Linked DNA regions of Homo sapiens: region 1 is linked to region 2. A link is a loop called in an ENCODE intact Hi-C map of the cell type or tissue named here. Cell type or tissue: heart left ventricle. All regions are shown on one strand.

What was found. Hi-C counts contacts between places; a loop is a spot of excess contacts. Peaks named below come from ENCODE experiments on the same cell type or tissue, not always from the same donor. Only the 100,000 strongest peaks of a DNase experiment are listed, where the experiment ranks them.
Region 1: a loop joins it to region 2, with 11 times the contacts of the local background. A loop is called at or near these places in 8 of 110 quality-filtered maps.

The regions. Positions count from the first base shown.
Region 1 is chr15:62,502,476-62,510,475 of GRCh38, reverse strand. All of the region lies in intron 1 of TLN2 (talin 2), which reads right to left. Among named protein-coding and RNA genes, the nearest start is that of TLN2, 120 kb to the right of the region's middle. RefSeq lists enhancers at 3,635-4,165, 3,932-4,226. In heart left ventricle, no CTCF peak of the experiment used is centred here; no DNase peak of the experiment used is centred here; H3K27ac peaks cover 2,698 bases.
Region 2 is chr15:62,453,357-62,461,356 of GRCh38, reverse strand. The region is part of intron 1 of TLN2 (talin 2); the gene reads right to left. Among named protein-coding and RNA genes, the nearest start is that of TLN2, 67 kb to the right of the region's middle. RefSeq lists an enhancer at 6,741-7,289. In heart left ventricle, a CTCF peak has its summit at 3,643 (motif pointing left); a DNase peak (open chromatin) is centred at 5,686; H3K4me3 peaks cover 188 bases; H3K27ac peaks cover 3,048 bases.

The sequences.
Region 1 (8,000 bases), 49 kb before region 2:
ATCATATACCTATTTCTATGCCATCTCATCATCTAAATTATCTCAACTACTGCATAAGGTAAGCACCATTTTACAGCTTAAGGAACTGAAGCTCAGAATGATGAAATGATTTGCACAAAGCTACTAAGCGACACCCAAGCCTAGCTGATCCCAAAGCCCAGGGCCCCACCCTCTGGTTCACCACTCAAGAGCCACCACTTCAGAACCCTTCTCCAGGGCCCCTGAGGAAAATGGCATGCTCTGGTGGGTGCCCAGTGCTGACCCAAAGGGGCTGGCAGCACCTGTCATGAGAAGGGAAGCTGAACACGAGCCATTTGGGGTACTGGGACCACATCTTACCAGCCCCCGTTTTGCAAGATGCTTTACTAAGGCTGCCAGTAACAAACCCCACAAAGAATGAAGAGAATACAGACTACTGGGAAGATCCCAATTGTCTTAAAAACTTTCCCTATTCGCTAAAAACATTTTTTTTTCACATGACTTACAGAAATAAAATGTTTTAAGTACAGGATTAATTTGAAACTAATATCCTTATCCAAACCCCAAACTAAATATTTCTTTTTCTGACTGGGAAACAACTGGGTGTGGACACGGAATCCAAAGCCACCGGATTCTCTCCACCTCAACGGAGCCCAGGCATTAGGAGGCAGAGCGGAGGGAGGGAGTTCCAGGCAGGGAAGTGGGAGGTGGCTCAGGCAAGCCCAACAGCCTCCCCTGGCTTCAGTGGTCCTGTCTGTAAAGGAGGCGCACGGATGGCCATGACCTGACAAGCCCCCGAAAGCCCCTCTCCTCCCTGGTTCTGTGTGATCAGTGAGACGTTACAAGGAGGGGACCAGAGGACCAGGAGGGGCCGTTCTCAGCAGCACATGTGCATTCCAGGCAAGTTATGCCGAAGATAGGAGAGAGGATGACCCTCGCACCCACACTGCTGTGTCAGAAGTTCAATCTCAAGGCTGGGCTGCTATTTGGAATCTAGATTCTGCTAGAAGACACCTTGAAAGTTTGCTAAGTCAGATTTGAGATGCCAGCTGGGTATGTTTTTATTATCACACGATAAACACTTAGAAAGTAACAGAAATAGAGCTCAATCAATGGAATCACTCGCAACAAATGCTGTTAGCCATGACTAAACAAATAGGCTCTACTAGCAAACTAAAGTATTAACATACAAAGGTCATTTCTCAAAAAAAACAAAACAAACACAAGACATTTTACGGAAAATAAGCCAATCCATTTTTATGAAGTAGCTAGTCCAAGATCCTGAACCACTCCAAAGCCATCATAGTCAGAATGTCCAGTACACGCAGACAGGAAGCATAGGGTAATGGTTAAGATCACAGATCCTAGAGCCAGACCATCTTGGTCCAACCCCTGGCTTATGGGATCCTAAGCACCTTACTTAAGCTTTCTATAGTTTAGTTTCTTTATCTGTAAAATGGAGATAAAAACAGGACCTACCTCATAGGAATGTTAGGAAGCTAAATAAGTAAAACACTAAGATTACAGGCTGGCTTATAGTAAATTCATCCACATAAATGTAACTCTTACTATCACATGTATATACAAAAATACCAAGAATACTGATTAGGAGTAATTGATTATTATTCTATTCACAAAAGGAAGAGATTAAACAATGGATAGTAGAGACCTCCACTGCTCTAAAAGTAACATTACACACACACACAAAAACGTAAATAGAGAAACATGAATCTAAATGCTGTACTAAAAATTCAACTCAAAGTTTGGCCCATATTTTCCAGGATAATTTAAGACAGCTACCTAAGTTATGAAAAATTTACCTAATTTTTTCATTCATTCCAAGGTATTACCTTTTTTATTTGATAAATCGTATTTCTCTAAATTTCTTTTCAACTTGATAGAAAATTTGGTCATTTTTATTTCAAACTGTCCAGATCTTTTCGAAATGAAAAATTTGTTTCAAAAATCATCTATAGGGCTTTGGCCGGGTGCAGTGGCTCACGCCTGTAATCCCAGCACTTTGGGAGGCCGAGGCGGGTGGATCACAAGGTCAGGAGTTCGAGACCAGCCTGGCCAAGATGGTGAAACCCCGTCTCTACTAAAAATACAAAAATTAGCTGGGTGTGGTGGCACGCGCCTGTAGTCCCAGCTACCCGGGAGGCTGAGGCAGGAGAATCGCTTGAACCCGGGAGGCGAAGGTTGCAGTGAGTCAAGATCACACCACTGCACTCCAGCCTGGGTGACAAGAGAGAAACTCTGTCTTTAAATAAATAAATAAATAAAATAATTTTAAAAAATCATCTATAGGGCTTAAATAGTCACTCATCCAGAAGGAAACATCATATATTTAAATTTACCACCACGATTAAATGGTATCTTCATTCATCTCTACCAAATATATCAATTAAGGCTTATTCAGAGAGCTACTGTAGAAAATTCAATATGGAAGCCTCTTGGTGATTCCAGAATACATACAGAAAAGCCCAAAAACCCATAAACAAAAAAAAACCTTGAAATTTCACCAATGATAACAAGTAAATATTCTATATACCAAAAAGTATGCAAAGTACTACAAAATAAAGAATATCTCACATACAGTTATGAATCTCGTTCTCAGGTACGGAATGTGGGATTTCACTCCTTAGAGTCCCATACATCTTCCTCAGAAGACAAAAGGGCAAAACTGTGCACTGCACAGCTTGTTCAAGACATCTGTGCTTCTGCCCAGTACTGCCTACATCCTTGGGAAGACAACTCAATTGCTTACTAAGCATGCCACATTTTACTATGCTTCAATTACACAGTTCCTCTGATCAATCATGTTAGCATTTAATTACCATGCAATTAACTCACTGCACTAACTCAAGCTCATGGGCATTTCTGCTTTGGCCACAGAAATCACAGAGTTGATATCCAAAGCCCACTCTGCATTTTACCCCCACCCACCTGTGCTCTGCCTCCCAGGCACTTGCCTGGGTTATGATTATGAAATTTCCACAGAATAGCAATTATTCTCCAAACTCAGTCAAAGCTGCCCAAAGAAGGACCAGCCTTAGGGCAAGGGACTCACTGTATAAACATCCCTACTTGATGGGGACTCGGTTGCGGGAGGTGGGCAACTCAAGCATCACACGGGGGTCTCAATGAGATGACCAGTTACCAGACTTTGGTATTCCATAGCAGAATACCCCCACCTTTCCCAAATTGTGCTGACTGATAACTTCGTCTTGAGAAACCAACCTCGAAGCACGATCTCATTAAAAACAGACATTTCAACACCTAAGAAGTAAAAAGAACAGTATCTTTTAATAAAAAGCAATTATCTGAGCACATTTATCTTAGAAACTCATCCTTCTTTTTCTCCTTCTGACTTTATACCAATTTCTGGATCAATTCTTTGGGGGAAAACGAGATTAAATAATCTTAAAATTATTTCTAATCCTTATATCAGCTGACCAAAGTTCAGCAAGTGTTTTTAAGCTAAAAAGAAATGAAGATATTTATCATCTGTCACCAGTAAAAACAACAAATATCTTGTCATTCACTTCACATATGCTGAAATGACAGATACACATAAGCAAAAATAAAAAATAAAAATAAGGGTGGAGGAAAAGGAAGCATTCTGCTTTCCTGGTAAAATTTCTAGGAAGATTAATATCCCGTTTGAATGCCATGCTGCTCACACATGATTTTGAAAAGATAGTTTCCTGCTCTACAACAAGAGTGGAATCAGCTGTTTTAACTTGGGGCCCTAGAGTGTAACTCTCAAGTTGCTTAGTTATTTATAACTTCAGAGCAACGCCTGCTTCTGCCATATCAAAGTATGCAAGACCCTAGGGAAAGGTCAGAAGACAATGTTGCTTGTTTCAAACACACTGGCAATTTAAAACTCCCCCAACCTCCATGGGAGAGCTTTCATGTTGGGAATGCTCCAGAAACAAACTAAAGGATCTCCTGGCAGGAGGGCTCTCATCTTTGCCAGGTTCAGCACAGTTCCTAGGAATTCCAAATGTTAATCTGAAGAGCTGGAATCCAGTCTGGTGTTTGTAATACCACCCATGTGACTACCTCATGCAGATATGCATTTGCTCAATAAATATTTGCTGAACATTTCCTGTTTGGAAGGCACCATAGCAGAGTCTCCTCACTCTCTGCCCCTCATCACACCCAAAAAAGGTCTGACCCAGTCCAGTTTCCCAGAGGGTAGCCTAAACCCTCATACCAGCAGCCACTAGATAATGTGCTATAACCACTGCCACACTCTTGGAACCTGCAACACACAAATGATTTCAGAGGACAGAGAGGTCCCTTCTTCCTGGAGATATCACAGTTTCCTAGATTTGTGCTGGGCTTTTAAAGAAAGACATGAGAGAAAAATTAACAGGAAACTTGTACTCCCAGAATATAGGCTCCATTCGGGCCAGATCTTTATGAGTCTTATTCAAAATTGTTTTCCCCGCGTCTAGAACAATGCCTGCCAAAAAGTAAATGCTCTCTTGATATTAGTTCCATAAATAGAATAAAGGAAAGAATGATCTTAGACCTGGCATTGACTCAGCCATCACGTAACTAGCCTCAAGTCATGGAGGTTCAATGACATTTGGCTAATGTAAGTTCAGGCTACCCAAAGAGGCAGACACTCCCCTTCCCCTTCCCCGTCCGCCCCCCATCATAGAGGCAGACAAGGTCAAAAACTATGTTACAGATTAAGTTTAGGGAGAACTTCCTTCCACCTTCCTCATGTACCAGTTGTAAATTCCTTAATTTGCTCCCTACAGATGTCACAAATCAATTCTTAACCAAGCACAGGGAAGAGGGAGATTGACTTGAAATTTTACCTAACATATTTGTGCGTAAGACAGAGCCAACGTTGTAGTTCTGAGAAGTCCAGGAAACACTCCAGCCTGAGGCTACCAGATAAATTACAGAGTTGTGCAAGGATGTACGCCTGCAGACCCCAATTAGAGGGCAGGTGGGCTCCAGTGGGCAGAAACTCAGGACAGGAACTCTGGAAGAACACTGGCTAAATAGAAGGATTCCTTGCTTACTAACATGATGCCAGGATTTCCTAGCACATTTTAAAATAGGTTTAAATCAATGTAAGCCAGATTTAAGACAACTCTTCATCAGCACAGTGTGTAAGCTAAAGTAAGATTTGCTTGCAAAATAAGAGGAAGAGGAGGGCAAGGTGGGAGAACCAAAAATTATCCTCTGAAGGTACCAGTAAGAAACATGTTTTTGGCCGAGCACAGTGGCTCACGCCTGTAATCCCAGCACTTTGGGAGGCCGAGGTGGGCGGATCACAAGGTCAGGAGTTCGAGACTGGCCTGGCCAACATGGTGAAACCCCGTCTCTACTAAAAATACAAAAAAATTAGCTGGGCATAGTGGCAGGCGCCTGTAATCCCAGCTACTCGGGAAGCTGAGGCAGGAGAATCGCTTGAACCTGGGAAGCGGAGGTTGCAGTGAGCTGAGATCGCGCCACTACACTCCAGCCTGGGGAACAGAGTGAGACTCCGTCTCAAAACAACAACAACAACAACAAAAACATGTTTCTGTTTTTTAATGTTATTACCCAACAAAAAAGTGAGCAGTGGGGCAGAGTTTAGAATGGCCCAGAGTCTCCCTCTCTCTCTCTCTCTCTCTCTCTCACACACACACACACACACACACACACACCCCACCAACTACTTTCTGTTACCCTTTCTTCCTGTTACCCTCTCAGCACTTAGCACTCTGGCTCCTCCCTTGCACTGACAACAATAAATAAATAGCCTAATGGAACTACTGGAAGTTTTACTTAAAGTCTACGATCCATTTCAAGATAATTTTTGTATGTGGTGTAACCTAAGGATCAAGGTTCACTTTTTTCCATATGGATACCCAACTGTTTCAGCATCACTTGTTGAAAAGCCCATCCATTCTCCATTGAATTACAGTGGCCCCTTTGATGAAAATCCATTGATCATACATGTGTGGGTCTATTTCTGGACTCTATTCTGTTCCATCCATCTAATATGGCTGCTTTTACACGAATACCTCACTGTCTTGCTTTCTATAGCTTTGACGTATACCTTGAAATCAGGTAGTGTAAGCCCTCCAACTATGTTCTTTTCCAAAACTAACTTGGCTACTCTGAGCCCTTTGCATTTCCATGTAAATTTTAGAATCAGCTTGTTGATTTATTAAAACAAACACATACACCCCCTTCTGGGATTCTGAATGAGAATGCAATGGACCTATAGATCAATTTGGTGAGATGACATCTTAACAATGTTGTCTTCTAATCTATAAAAACGGTATCTGTTTCCTTTTATTTGAGAGACCTATCAGAGTTCAACAAGAACAACAACAAAATCTAGAGCTACTACCTGTGTGTCAAGAAGGGAGGAGTTGCTGGAAAACAGCAAATCTCTGCAAAATAATTTACAATTTTACACAGTTCTTTCATGAACCTTACATGCAACTGATGCCACTGATTTTTTTAAAAGGCTCAAAAAAGCACAGATGAAAAAACAGGCAGATGTGGCGCCCAAATCCCGGTACTCTTTTTTCTACGTGAGATTCCAGGGTCTTTGATACTGTACAGTTCACTGAAAACTAAGAATCAAAGGGAGGCTGGCAGGAGAGAGAAAAACAACTGGGGAAGGGGTGTGAGCCCAGCTCCAGGACCTGCTCCCAGAAGCTAAGTGAGGCTTCCAGGTTCTCTGACAAGCTCACAGAACGGAGAGGAATGAGAAGAAACCAATAAAGATGATGAAAATTCACAACAGGACAATATCCTTCTAGAAAGGCCACAAGCTGGCAAAGAGCCAAGAGAGGAAATGGGGCAAGCATACTGCAGGAGGTCCACAGAGCACAGCCAAGGGCAGACACATGGCTTCCAAGATGCCTGGGAATTTCCAAGAAGAGACAGGTTAAAGAGCAAGACAGACATTGTTATTTCCTTTTCACACCACAGAAAGAAAATCACTTCCCTAAGAAGCTTTAATAGACTGTGGCAGTGACTGAACCACTAATCACTTAAGAAGTCTCTCTGTGTATAAAGCACACATGGGTTAAGCGGAGAAATCAGTGCTAAAAGTTGAAGTGGAGGATTCGAGCTCAGGGTAGAATAATTACACAGCACACACAAAGATGTGAAGAAATCCTACTGATCCCAGGTATCTGCACGTGGTTAGTTCAGATCTTAGTGCTGGTGACACAGGACTGATGGCCACTTCCTAGGAGGGTAGGTGCATTGGTTTCACTGAGTAAGTGACTTTTATTATTTTTTTATTTTTCTATATTTACAGATTATCTACCATGAACACATATTACTTTTATAATAAAGAATAATAGATGTACATATATTTTAATGGCTATAAAGGGAACTTGTTGACGCTGTTGTAGCAGAGTCTGCAATCTGGCCACACAAACATAGGCACTATGACTCAGAGTGGCCAGGCCATAAGGCACAAATCACCTGGCCTTGGAAGAGGGGGTGGCTAATAAAGCAGTATTTGAAAACGCAGCAAACGGAACTGTGAAGTCAACTCTTGCAGGCTTCACAAAGCTGTTTTCCTCCAACCCACCTCTGGGCTCTTTAACAGCCAAAAGGAAAGGACTCACCTCAAAGTTGTTACCAAACAGTACAAGAGCAAGGAAGGGAGACACAGGTGATAGGAAAACAGAGAAGCCCAAGACCATCTATCACCGGGCCTTTCTATCTCACACTCACTTGCATTCTTACAAGTGGCAGTTCTCATAACCTGCCTGTGTGTTTTCAAATTCCATCTCCAAATCCAGATGCAGAACCAGATGACGCCCCGTCTCCTCTCCCCTAGCCAGGCCAGAAGCCAAGCACAGATGATACATCATGAGTCTTTATGGATCAATACAGTCATGATTACCAGCTTTGGAATCAAGAGTACAGATGATTTCTGTCTGAAACTCACCACTTAGACCCCTCGTATCACCAGGCCCAGTGCCTCGGCAATAAACCCCCATGCCTGCAGCCTAGAGCAATCTGTCCCAGGTCAG
Region 2 (8,000 bases):
CAACTCACACGAAGATGGAGGCAAATCTCACAAACATCATGCTGAACAAAACCAGAAACAAGAGGACACACTGGGCAGGTCCATTTACATTAAGTTCAAAAACAGGCAAAACTGGCCAGACGCGGTGGCTCACGCCTGTAATTCCAGCATTTTGGGAGGCCGACGCAGGCGGATCACGAGGAAGTTCGAGACCAGCCTGGCCAATATGGTGAAACCCCGTCTCTACTAAAAAATACAAAAATTAGCCGGGCATGGTAGCGTGTGCCTGTAGTCCCTGCTACTTGGGAGTCTGAGGCAGGAGAATCACTGGAATCTGGGAGGCAGAGGTTGCAGTGAGCTGAGATTGCGCCACTGTACTCCAGCCTGCTGGGCAACAGAGCGAGACTCTGTCTTAAAAATAAAATAAAATAAAATAAACACACACACACACAAGCAAAACTAAGTCGAGATTATGACTGTGGGAAGGCGGTGCACCAGCAGGGGTATCAGGGGGCTTCTGAAATACTGATCAGGTTATTTCCTGAGCTGGATGCAGGTTACACAGGTGAGTTCAGTTTGTGAAAATTCATCAACTCGTCCAGTTATGATTTGTGTTCATTTCTCTATGCTCTATTTCAACAAAACTTCATTGCAAAGAGAGAAAACATTATCTGAAATAAACATGGAATTCTTATTTTTCTTAATAAAGCCAGCTAAAGATTCCTGTCCATCATGAGGACTGGCACCTGACATAGAGCTTCCCTTGGATGAGTGGCACACAACACCTGCCTCTTCGTACAAGACCACGTGGCTAGTGCCGGGCACGGTGGCTCACACCTGTAATCCCAGCACTTTGGGAGGCCGAGGCGGGTGGATCACCTGAGGTTGGGAGTTTGAGACCAGCCTGACCAACATGGAGAAACCCCGTCTCTACTAAAAATACAAAGTAGCCAGGCGTGGTGGCACATGCCTGTAATCCCAGCTACTAGGGAGGCTGAGGCAGGAGAATTGCTTGAACCTGGAGGCGGAGGTTGCGGTGAGCTGAGATCATGCCATTGCACTCCAGCCTGGGCAACAAGAGCAAAACTCCATCTCAAGGGAAAAAAAAAAAAAAAAACCATGTGGCTACTTATTCAGGTGAGGTGTGAACACATCAAATGCACCCCGAAGCTGAAACCTGCTAGGACACATGGCTGGCTGCTGCAATCTTCTTCCACCTTTGCAGTCCTAGAAAGCATAGGTCCTGATAAATATTAGTGGCTTTAAATGGAAACAGGTGGTAGGACTGTCACTGCCTGAGGCTGATGCAGCACCTCGGCAGACATCTGAAGCCGCAACTCTGCTCAGAGCCTACAGAGCTGAGGTCCTGGATCACATCAGAGAGGGGGAGTAACAATCGTGGGTCACCCGCTGCCTCTTTCTAGTAATTTCTTCCTTTTAAATTATTTCACGAAAATTGATCATTCAAGGGGAAAATCCTCTCTGAGGTAGGGGGAAAAAACTACATGAGTAACAAAGCAATCGCTTTGGCTAAGCTTTGGCTCACCCCAAAGCTTAGGACCTCAGACACTAAGTGGCCCCAGGCCAACTGTGACCCAAAGAACAAGCCCCTGGAACAGGATCACATTCAGCAGGAGGAAAGAAAAACAACTAAAGCCTGCCCCAGGACACCTACTAAGACTCAACTCAAAGTTAGCAAGCAAAAGGGCTTGCATATTCTTTTGCACTAAAGGGCCCAAACAAGTGTTGGTTGGATGTTGTCAACCTGAAAAATAGAAGTTCAGACTTGACTTGCCTAGCACACCTGCACATGTTCATTCACACACTCATACACACAGGCATGCACACACTTTCCTATTCAAACTCCAGTAAATTTTCCTCTATCATAAATTTTTTACTTACTAGGACATTCAGGGCTTGAGGAATAGTATACAGGTATCGTTACTGATTTATAAGACACAGCCCCTTTTAAAATAAAGTGCATTCTTATTTTGTCATCCTATTCACATGTCTGCCCTGTGAGGTAGAAAGAGCAGCAAACTGATCTCCATTTTACTTAAAAAAAAAAAAAAAAAAAAGGCCGAGCGTGGTGGCTCACACCTGTAATCCCAGCACTTTGGGAGGCCAAGGTAGGTGGATCACGAGGTCAAGAGATCGAGACCACCCTGGCCAACATGGTGAAACCCTGTCTCTACTAAAAATACAAAAAATTAGCCAGGCTTGGTGGCAGGAACCTGTAGTCCCAGCTACTCAGGAGGCTGAGGCAGGAGAATAACTTGAACCCAGGAGGTGGAGGTTGCAGTGAGCCAAGATTGCGCCACTATACTCCAGCCTGGCGACAGAGTGAGACTCTGTCTCCAAAAAAAGAAAAAAAAAATAGAGTCTACTGCTTTCCACATAGAGCTAGTGCCATATAAACCAGCAGACCCCTAAATAGAGGTTTAGCCACTAATAGCCTCCCCTCCTTAGGTCTTCTAGCCACCAGAGAGGAGGGCAGAGGTAGGAGAGGGATGCAAAAAGGAAGAAATGCTGATTAAGTAAGCAGGGACATGCAAGGAGAGTCGCACTCAAGCCCTGCATCATCCTTGAGTTTTTTATTTTTTCTTTTTGAGACAGAGTCTCGTTATGTTGCCCAGGTTGGAGTGCAGCAGTGCCACCATGGCTCACTGTAGCCTTGACCTCCTGGACTCAGGTGACCCTCCCACCTCAGCCTCCAAAGCAGCCGGGACTATAGGTGCGCACCATGACACCCAGCTAAATTTTTTTTTTTTTTCTGTAGAGACGAGGTTTTGCCATGTTCCCCAGGCTGCCCCCTCAAGAAGATACTTCTTAATCAAGTATCTTCAAGAGGAATCTCTCTCCCTCCTAGAGGTTTGTGAGACACTCCAGGAATGGCAAAGAAAAACCATGACCAACCAGCAACATCTCTTTATTAACAAGTAATCAATGTGCCATCTCTCATTAAGCCCAGCTCAGAATGAGAAATTGGAAAGGCACAAGGAGCCAAGTCGCCAATGTGAAAGAGATTCCAAATGTACTATTTCTAACACCCATCTCAAGGAATCAGGGAGAGGCGGCGGGCAGCAGGGGTGGAGGAGTGACCCCGCCTGACCCTTAGCATGGAGAGACACTGGAAAAAAGGCCTGGGCACAAGAGTAAGCCTTGTCCCCACTGGTCATCGCTACATAAGCCCTCACTCCCACCAACGAGATGCCCACACCACTGCAGAGGTGGCGCTGAGAGCCACCAGCAATAAAGGCTCTACCGTTGACTCATACAAAAACTTCAGAATCCCAGGAAAGGGACGCCAAGGCCCAACAACTGTGGATGAGGGACCATTGACCAGACCTGACCATCATGTCGTTGTCAACTGAAAAACATTTTTTTCCAGTTTTCTGGCACAGTTGCTTCCAAACCATCCCAAACTTCCAAAACATGGCTAATTATACAAGGTAAATAAGTCACGACAAGCAACACAAAGGAAAACCCGTAGGAATCCATTCTAGGTGCTCACAGCAGGAGGTGACACAGCAGAGGGGACCTGAAGCCAAGCAATGAACTGGGCAAAATGGGACTTCATGCTCCATCCAGCCCCCAAGACTCCCTCGCCTGCCAACCAGCTCCCACGCAGGTGCAGCATTTTTGCCTGTGCACCCTCTTGCACTCCTCCCCTTTGTCAAGTCCCTCTGCTGGCCGTGGCTTTATCATCTAGACATGTGGAAAACCCCGACACAAACCAGCCAGCTCCCTGCCTCGCCACCAGAACGCTGTCCCTCTCTCCCAGTAAGAACTCTCCCTGGGTCACTGGAAAAGGCACTTCTGCCACTGGAGGTCTGACCCCCAAGGAAGACGGGGCCCAATTCCTCTGCAGTCACCAGCCTCTGCTTTAAAGAATCTGCAGCTCAAAAACCTCCAAGAACCCCTGCTATGAACTCAATCATGTCCCTCCAAACTCTTATGCTGAAGCCCTAAACCCAAGGGGGATGGTGCTGGTGCCTTAGGGAGATAATTAGGTTTAGATGAGGTCACGACAGTGGAGCCTTCATGATGAGGTTAGTGCCCTGTTAAGAGGAGATGCCAGAGAGCCTGCCTGTGCATGCACGCTCGCACGCTCTCCCTCTCTCGCTCTGTCATGTGAAGATGCAGCCAGAAGGCAGCTGCCTGTAAACCAGGAAGAAGGCCCACACCAGAACCCAATCATGCTAGCACCCTGATCTCAGACTTCCAGCCTCCAGAACCGTGAAAAAATTTCTATTGTTTAAGCCATCCAGTCCACAGCATTTTCCAATAGCAACCTGAGCTAATACCTTCCCCAGGGAGATTCCCCTTGACCAAGGGTAGACAGGGCCACAGGCAAACTAAACAGTGTGTCAAGCATTCACAGGTTGTAAAAAGTAGCTTGTGAGGCACGATGCCCTACTGTCAAATTCTCCCCCACCCTGAATTCCCCCATCCCACAGCTTGGTGGCCTAATGCCAGAATGTCAAGGAGCCCTGAACCGCCCCCCTTTTCTGCCATGGGGCAAGCAGAATGAGACAGAGCCAGGGAGAACCTGTGCAGTGAGACAACGGATGGAAGAGTAAACCCCAGGAAACAGAAATGGCCACACAGCCTTTGTACTTGTAGTCTCAGGGAGATCAGAGCCTCTGAAAACATACTAACTATGTGACAAGCCCTCATTCCCAACCTCAACACTGGGAATCTAAAATTAGCCAGAGAAAGAGTCTACTCAGCTCTGTGTCTCCTACACAGGCCCTGATAAGTGTCACTACCTCCTTTGGCAATAACTTGTCTTGGGAATGCTATAAATACTACCTAAGTCTACCCAATGTGAATTCTGAATACCAAGAATCATTTCAGGGTTTTCAGGCACTGGCTATGTGACAGAGGTGTCAAATTCAAAGTCGCCTGCACAAGACGCACACCCAGGGAACACATAAATCCCTCAGGTCCAGCCCTGCATTTTAAACGGTGGGGAGGACTCACTCAAGAGCACCTCCACCTTCCGTGCGGCTGAGGCTGCAGCTGCTACTGCTGCAGCTCTGAAGAGCCGATGAAACGCTTTTCACCTTTTGTCAAATTGCTAGGAAGTAGGAGGCTGAGAGAGATGAGAAGCTTCAGATTACAGAAAAGGACAAAAAGAAGTCTGGCCTTCTTGGATATTTAGATCTGACTCAGAGCTTTCCAGTGAAGAGGCCCTTGGAAAAGGAAGGCTGGAGAAGCAGCAGGTACTCCCCGGACGATCAGGGCTGTTACTTGTCACTTGTCCCCTTGGGGGCTTGATCCAGTAAGGTTCTTTTTTTTTTTTTTTTAAGAGTCTTACTCTGTCACCCAGCAGGTTAATAGATGTCTGTGGACTGAATTTCAGTTCTTTGGGTTTCTGGGGTTCGCAACTGCAGACTCGTAACCCCCAGGAGCAGGGCTGGCTGCACTGGTCTGCAAAAGCAAAGTGTCAGCCAGACGCCCTGCACCTGGCCAAGATGTAAAGCTCAGGCACAGGGAACAGGTGGCGGCGGTAGAGAAGGGGTACTGGCTCGGAGGACAGGACGCTGGGGAATGGAGATGTGTGTCAGAGTCAAGAGAGATAGCAGAAGGGGACTGGAAAAGGGCCCATCAAGGCATATGGAGTCCCAGAGGCAAAAGGGAGAGAGGGTGTTAGAGGATGATAAGCAGTGACCCGTGACAGGCAGCCCCGAGCAGGGCACCTGGGAACAAACTGTGAGATTTGGCCACCAAAGGGTTGCTGGAGGCCTTCCAGAATGGCACTCTGGCATAGTGGTAACCGCAGAAGTCGATGAGTAGGAACGAGGTGTAGGTTACTCTTTCTAAAAGTCAACAGACAGCTCACAACCGACACTAGGCCAGTGGTTAAAAAAACAAACAAAAACATTGCTCCCCATACATTGCGGTGCCCCAGTCTTTAACCAACCCCTGTGCTATCTGACTCCTACTGCGCTGTACCATCTTTTTGTCTTGGTTTATTCAGTCTCTCCCATCCCGAACACCCTCTCCCACTGGCTTTTTGACATTCTGCAGATTGCTGAAGGCGCGGCTGAAGTGCACCTCCAGGAACCCCTTCCTGAGTTCCCCATCACGTCCCCTCCATCGAGCACCTCTCTCCTCACCTGGAAACTGCAATATTGCTGACCTACACACTCCTGCAGGAAGAGTCGGGGACTCACTGCCTCTGTATCACTCTCAGGAGGCACCACAATCTTTTGCCCACGACAGACCCTCAAAAAGGAGGAGTCCATTGAATACAATGGTTCCCTTTAAAAATAGTTATTTATTTTTCTCCCTCCTTTGCTCAAATTCCTTGTGCTTAGTAACAGACATAACTGCCCACCACAAAACCCCAGTGTTCAGTATTTCACAAGTTTGATTCTGTCAGCCCCCCGGGGGGAGGAAAAGTGAGGAATAAGCTGTGTGGAGGGACCTGGGACTGGGGGAATGATAGTGTCTACCTCTTCTCTCCCCACCTGCCCCGATGTCACAGGGTCAGCAGAAGGGAGGGTCTTGGGAACAATGCTCTGGAAGCCATCCGAAAGAGTTCAGTCCCTGCTAGGCTACTCTGGGCCACTCCTCTAAAGGGCCGAATGAAAGAAGCCAGTGTTCCAGGGTCTAAGGCAAACTAGGAGCTGGATCTATCTGCTCAAAACTAAACCCTCCCTCTTGCCCATGCTCTTGCCCTCTCCCTCACTCCCTGTGTTAAGCTGAAGTCCTATGGAGACAAGCCAGAAGGGGACTCACGGAAGGATGGGGCACAGGGTCCTGTGCTGTACCCCACTTCTTGATACACTTGCTCTAAGGCATCTGCCAGACATCCCACCCCTAATGACCAGACCTACAAATAATCCCATACCCCATGACGGTGCCCCACCTGGCATCCCAAAGTTCTCACAGAGAACCAGCAGCCCTGCAGGAGACGGCTCTCAGGTCCCATTCATCCAAGCCCCAACCAGACCCCTCCAATGGGTCTGGAAGCAAAAGCACTGGGCATTAAAATGTCAGGGCCTGGCCTCCCTGGTGTGTGGGGCAGCAGTTGAAGCCTATTCTTGGGGTCCCGAAGTGCCCCCTCACCTCTTCCTTCCCTTTCTGCCTCCTGCCCACACAAACATTTGCTGGAGGACTGCTCTATAAACTGACATCAGTGGAAAAGAAACATCCGGAGTACAATCAGAGTTGAGTCATTAAACATCACAGAATCCCTTAGGGGAAGAAAAAGGCCAAAATGAGCCACTAAATGCTAGGGCTTCAAAACCCCAAAATAAAGCATGTCTACCACTGCTCTGAAGGGAGCATAGCGTGTGCCCGTCTCCTCTGAGCCACAGGGGCCCTTGCAGCAGGCAGCCACTCACACTCCCGCACAGGTGGCCAGGGGTCAGCCACTGGCACCTGGGGGTGGGCCTGGCCCGTGGACAATAGCAGCAAAACTGATTTTATCCACCTACCCACCGGCAGCTGCAGGAAGGGCTCACACTGTTTGCAAACCCTGAGAACTATCATTTTATGTCCTCCAAAACACTGAGGAGAAAGCAAACCAGCCACAGGAACCTAGACCCAAAGGGGAGAAGGTAAGTGAAAAACAGCCACACAGAAAACACAGAGAGAGGGATTCAATGCTGCCCGGACTTACTCAGTGCAGATGCTTTGTATCAGTTGCGTTTTTGTTGAATTCTCACACAGGGGGCTGATTCAAAGTACCACCAAAAAATAAATTCGAGGACAGCTGACTGCATTAAACAGGAAGGGACAAGAGGGAAACTTAGAACCAAGTTTCAATTACTCACACTACATAAAACCACCTCTCAGCAGCTGGTGCAATCAGTCAACAACATAAACCATGGCCAGGGGCAGATAAGCAGCTGGATCTGGGTAACTCTTCAAGAAATGCCCTCCCTCAGTCCCTGCTAGCAGTCAGGTAGCCCAGCACCTGCAAAGGAAGAAAGGGCCTTGTATTAGAGCACACTTTTGGCACCTGCCATGTGCAGATCATATTCTCATTAGCCAGTACTAGCTGC